Linked DNA regions of Mus musculus: region 1 is linked to region 2. A link is a loop called in an ENCODE intact Hi-C map of the cell type or tissue named here. Cell type or tissue: gastrocnemius. All regions are shown on one strand. Each heading gives the region's core, and the rest is flanking DNA. Links, peaks and the distances in the headings are about the cores only. Region 1 overlaps Smurf2 (SMAD specific E3 ubiquitin protein ligase 2). Region 2 has its middle 18 kb from the start of Gm39424.

Evidence for each region. A loop is a pair of places that touch in the nucleus more often than their neighbours do. Peaks named below come from ENCODE experiments on the same cell type or tissue, not always from the same donor. Only the 100,000 strongest peaks of a DNase experiment are listed, where the experiment ranks them.
Region 1: a loop joins it to region 2, with 4 times the contacts of the local background. A loop is called at or near these places in 34 of 42 quality-filtered maps.

Annotation. Positions count from the first base shown.
Region 1 is chr11:106,849,904-106,852,830 of GRCm38, forward strand. It overlaps Smurf2 (SMAD specific E3 ubiquitin protein ligase 2), which reads right to left. Exons shown (of 19, transcript NM_025481.3): 8 at 2,544-2,746. Among named protein-coding and RNA genes, the nearest start is that of Cep95, 62 kb to the left of the region's middle. In gastrocnemius, for the core only: a CTCF peak has its summit at 1,716; no DNase peak of the experiment used is centred there.
Region 2 is chr11:106,979,507-106,982,433 of GRCm38, forward strand. No RefSeq gene overlaps it. Among named protein-coding and RNA genes, the nearest start is that of Gm39424, 18 kb to the right of the region's middle. In gastrocnemius, for the core only: a CTCF peak has its summit at 1,155; DNase peaks (open chromatin) are centred at 1,110 and 2,471; H3K27ac peaks cover 796 bases.

The sequences.
Region 1 (2,927 bases), core at 333-2,832, 130 kb before region 2:
TAGGATAAAAATCTCCCAATCTCAGTTTATTTTCTTACCCCCCCCCCCCAAAAAAAAGGCTTCAGAAATTATATATTCAGACAGGTATGATAAATCCCAATACTCAGAAGACAGAGGCAAGCCGATCTCTGAGTTTTCTGAGTTTTGAGGCAAGCCTGGTTTACATAGTGAGTTCTAAGCCAATCAGGGCTACTTAGTGAGACCTGTCTCAAAATAAATCATTTGTTCATTCTCTGGAAACAACTTTATAAATGGTGATGAGGTACAGCCATTATCCCAAAAGCGAGAAGACAACTCAGAGGAAGAGGCTAGCCACTTTAAAAATTGCTTTAACAGAGCTTTTTAAAAATTTTAAAACACTTTTAGACTAATGATTTTTTTTTATGATGGCAATTTTATACGCAAATTTGTGATTTCTCTTTTGTTAACAAAGATATTTCAAGATTCTTCCTGGACTGCAAGCAAGGTGTCACAAACCTGCAATCTCAGCATGCAGGAGGCAGAGGCAGTGACAACAAGTCCAAGTCTACCCTGGGCTACCTATGAAAACTCCAGGCCATCTAGGGTATAAAATAGAGACTCTAAAGTCAACAAAACACAGCACATAGTCATAAAACTCATTTTAAAAGCACAATGGAAATCCGTGCACTGTGGGGAGAAAAAAGTATATGAGCTCCAAGCCTGGAAGGTGTAGAGAAGCCATGGGAAGACAGTAAGGAGCTTCTTCAACTGTTACGTTTCAGTTGTTGTCTTCTGCATGGAAACTCATTTTAACAAAATACAGTGGAAATGCCAATGTATGAGATAATAAAGCACACTGTGTCTAAGAAGGAAGTCTGCAAGGAAGTCAATGAACAACTCCCACCTAAGTACAGCTTTGAGGACCAGAAGAAACTCACTGACTAATTTGCCTGCCTTCAATCCCAAACACTAAGAAAAAACCCAAAACTGACAACAGCTACAATAATTTCAGCCTTGGTAACTACTTTATTTTACTTATTTTATTTTATTATTCCATTTTATTCTTACAAAAGAATATCTGAACTCAAATCACATACACTGTAAAAATAAAGTTCACCTTTACTCCAAATAACCTGGCTGATAAACTCCATAAGAATTATCTCCAAAATATAAATGTAACAACAGATATATTTTCCTAACTTGCTTTTTTTTTTAAAGATTTATTTATTTATTATATGTAAGTACACTGTAGCTGTCTTCAGACGCACCAGAAGAAGGCATCAGATCTCTGTTACAGGTGGTTGTGAGCCACCATGTGGTTGCTGGGATTTGAACTTCAGACCTTTGGAAGAGCAGTCGGGTGCTCTTACCCCCTGAGCCATCTCACCAGCCCCCCCTAACTTGCTTTTTATGTCAAACATAGACACTTCATTCACTGGAGATTCTGTCATTTCTTGCAACAAACCAACATGGTTACTATTACTCCTCTCATTTTACTGAAGAAACCTAGGCTCTCAGGGTTAAATAATACGATTGGTATCAGGCAAAGCCAGGTCTGTTTCCCATGCTGGAACCACTCATTGCAACGCAAGTCAAATGATAGGATATAGGAGTGAGATGAGACTTTTTTCAGAATAAGATGCTAAAATTTATTTTAAAATAAAACTATAATTATTTGTTTGTAAAATAGTTTTTATATAAATTCTACAGTAAAAATAAATTACTTAGAAAATGTAATTCCCAATTTTGGTCATTAGGCGTCACTATCACAACATCTATAGTATTAGGCAGAAAAGGAAGTCAGTATCTGTCTCCAAAGTCTCACTAGAAGTCTAAAGTAAAGATGAGCCTGTACAATAGCATTGCTATATCTTTGCATAGTGTCTGCTTGCAAAGTAGTCTCATTTCATTTCATAAGCTTCCTATAATAACCAAGTGATTCACATCCATCACATTTTATTATAAAGGAACATACAAGCTAAGGTTCATAAGTGATTATGGCCAAACTGTTACACAGACTTCTAATCATTACAGACTTTTTAAAATTGGAGATTTACTTTCACAGAGAATTCCTAATCCCTGATTAGCACCCCTCTACTGTCTAGTGTAGTATGTCTCTCCTATGACCATTCCACAGATGAACACAGGCCTTGATGGTGTTAGCATCCTCAGGCCTAATTAACTTTCAGACGTTATCATTTTAAAGCACAGTGTGGTGGTATACACTTATAACCCCAGTATGTGATGAGTGGGCAGAGAAAGGAACTCAGGAGTTCAAGGGCTGTCTGCCTACACTGTAAGTCTGGGCTGTATGAGACCCCATCTCAAAACAGACAACAATAACAATTTTTTTAAAAGTTAGTTCTCTGGCTGAGTGGTAGTGGAGGCTCACACCTTTAATCCCAGCACTCAGAAGGCAGCAACAGGTAGATCTCTGAGTTGGAGGTCAACCTGGTCTACAGAGAGAGCTCCAGGAGAGCCAAGGTGACACAGAGAAACCCTGTCTCAAATAAACAAACCCAAACAGTTAGGTCTCTGATGTTCTTAAAGCAAGGTGAGTGTTCCCTTTGCTGTTACCGTACCATAGCCTTCCGGTAGGTCTGGAGGAGTGTGTAAGTGTGTCCTGCTCATGTAATTTCTATGTCGCTGGGACCTGACTCTTCTCTCTGCTAGTCTGGGGTCTGAAGAATGTCCACACGTTGCACCATTTGTTCCAGTAATTGGAGTATTCTCATCCACAAAGCAGCTGAGGGGTCTGCCAGGACTAGAATATTCTGACGCCGGTCTATTGGAAAGTGACAAGGGAAAAATGTTACCAATTTAGACATCAAAACCAGAGTCTCTAGACAACATGTACACTATGGTGAGAATATAGTAAATCAGGCAAGAAAATGAGATGAATAAAGGAGACACAATTTCAATTAAGTTTTTTAAATATCCATACATACTTGTATATGTGCTACTTG
Region 2 (2,927 bases), core at 202-2,701:
AGTAGGTCCCGAACCACAGAAAGCACACGGCTCCTTAAAATTGAGGTTATTCATGCTGTTAGACAAGAGATGCACTTACCTATATGAAGCAAAAAGATAGCAGTTGGAGAGATGCCTTGGTTGAGGTACTTAGCGTTCTCCCTGCAGACCTGAGTCAGGTTCCCTACAGCCGCATGGGGCACTGTAACTCCATCTGATCTGGTGCCTCTGGCCTCCTCAGGTCCCTGAACACACGTGTACATACTTACACACAGACACAGACATGATTTTCAAGATAACTCTTTAAAAGGAAACCCCACAGGGACTCCTGCGGGCAAACTGAGCAAAGCCAGCACACTATGGTGGTTCACAAGCATCTGTGAGTTCAGTTCAAGAGAGATCCAGTGCCCTCCCTCTTCTGGCCTCTGTAGACACTGGGTACAGTATATGTACATAGCCACATACACACATGCATACATACATACGTACATGCACACATACATGCAGGTAAACCCTCAACATTGTACAGTACATTAAATAAATATAAGTTTCATCTATTTGCCAAGAGTGGTGGTACACACCTGAATTCCACCATCCAGGGGCAGAGATGGGAGGATCTCTGTGAGTTCAAGGCCAGCTTACAATCTGGAGAAAGGCAACTTGGGCCCCATGGGAACAGTGACTTCTGTGCTCTGGACCAAATTCCTGAGAAACCTCCCCTCAAAAGCCTTTGGACATAGACACCCCCCACACACACACACACACACTGAGATACCTGCACTGCAGTGAACTTAATCTAATAGGAATGGATTTGTTGGGGGAGCTATTCAGCATTTACACTGCAATTCCAGTACTTTGGAGGTGGAGGCACAAAAGTCAAGAATCCAGTGTTATCCTCAGCTACGGAGTGAATCCAAAACCAAGTTGTGTCCTGCCCTACTCGCTTTTAATTTTTAACCCTAAAACTAATCGAGAGCTGGCATCACTCATAATTTCATTTAGGAAGTCGATAGCAGTTTCATCTCTACCTTGGGGAGCTGTGCCGCACAGAGCAGTTAAACAACTTGCTGAAGGCCACACAGCGGTCTGGAGGCGTCCAGCCTGGATGGCAACGCAAATGGAATTCAAGAGCAAGGTTCTAACGCCCTAAACTCTACTGCCTCCCTGTGGTTATCTTTCTAGTTGCAAGGAGCCTTCCAGGCTTTTAAACCTTTCCTTAGGCTGAGTATGCACAGCCAACCTGGTTTATCAGACCCTGCCTCAAAATAGATAAAATGCATAAGTAAATAAATAAACCAATCCCAGGGTGTTTCCCTGGTGGCTGATTCCAGCTTAGCCTGGGGTACCTGGAAGCTGTCTCCTGAATCTTTTTTTTTTTTTTTTTTTTTTTGGTTTTTCAAGACAGGGTTTCTCTGTGTAGCCCTGGCTGTCCTGGCACTCACTTTTGTAGACCAGACTAGCCTCGAACTTAGAAATCCACCTGCCTCTGTCTCCCAAGTGCTGGGATAAAAGGCATGCTGTCTCCTGAATCTTTAAGCCAGGGTCTCATCCGCATGTGAGGACCCACACCTGTAACCCCAGCACTTGGGAAGCTAAGGAGGGAGGATTACTGTGATGTCCTGGCAAAGCCTGATTACAGAGGGAGGATTTACTCTCATTAGTGAACAACAGCAACACAGGGTTTGTAACAACAACAACAGTAACACAGAGTTTGTAACAACAACAACAGTAACACAGAGTTTGTAACAACAACAGTAACACAGGGTTTGTAACAACAACAGTAACACAGAGTTTGTAACAATAACAACAGTAACACAGAGTTTGTAACAACAACAACAGTAACACAGAGTTTGTAACAACAACAACAGTAACACAGAGTTTGTAACAACAACAACAGTAACACAGGGTTTGTAACAACAACAACAGTAACACAGAGTTTGTAACAACAACAACAGTAACACAGGGTTTGTAACAACAACAGTAACACAGAGTTTGTAACAACAACAGTAACACAGAGTTTGTAACAACAACAACAACAGTAACACAGGGTTTGTAACAACAACAACTGTAACACAGAGTTTGTAACAACAACAGTAACACAGGGCTTGTAACCTCCAAGCTGTTGACATTCCTAAGCATGGATGTGTCTTTACTGAGGCCTATTGTATGCATTATGGACGTTCAGAGGCAGTAAAATAGCCCTGTCTCACATGTGACAACCAAAACTGTCTCCACACTGTGACATGCCCCCTGAGGGAAGGGGAATTTCAAAATCTGCCTTTAGAACCAACAATTTAAATAGACTAGAATCTTAGGCTTTTTTTTTTTCTGTTTTTTTTTTTTTCCCTTAAGCCATTACCTGAAAGTTTGCTCTAATGTTTCAATGACCCAGTTAGAAATGGCAGTCATTTGAGGCCTGCTGCAGGCTGAAGCAAAGGAGGGAGGCAATTAATTACTCATTGCCTAACTCCATTCTTCCTTGCCATTGCTTTGGGCCTCTGGCTTCCCATCTGGCCACTATTTGTTGTCCAGGGTAACCAGTCTATCTCAGAGCTGGCTACCTTTCAATAATGACAGAGAGGACTTACCAGGCTTAATTAACTTAGATTTGTAAGGTTTCTTAGGAAGCCCAGAATACAATGGAAGTCTAAGATACCAGGATTCTCACATCCACGTTCTTAAAAATAACAATCCCTCCAAATGGTGGTGGTGGTGAATGCCTTTAATCCCAGTACTCAAATTGGATCTCTTGAGTTCGAGCCCAGCCTGGTCTACAGAGTGAGTTCCAGGCCAATCAAGACTACAATGAGAAACCCGGCCTCAAAACAAACAAACAAATTCCACATAAAAAGGATGACTGTCCAGAGTGTTACATGAACGGGTAAAGGGCCCTTCTGAACTGAACTTGAGGTCAGACAGAGGTAGAGAGAGACAGAGAGATAGATAAC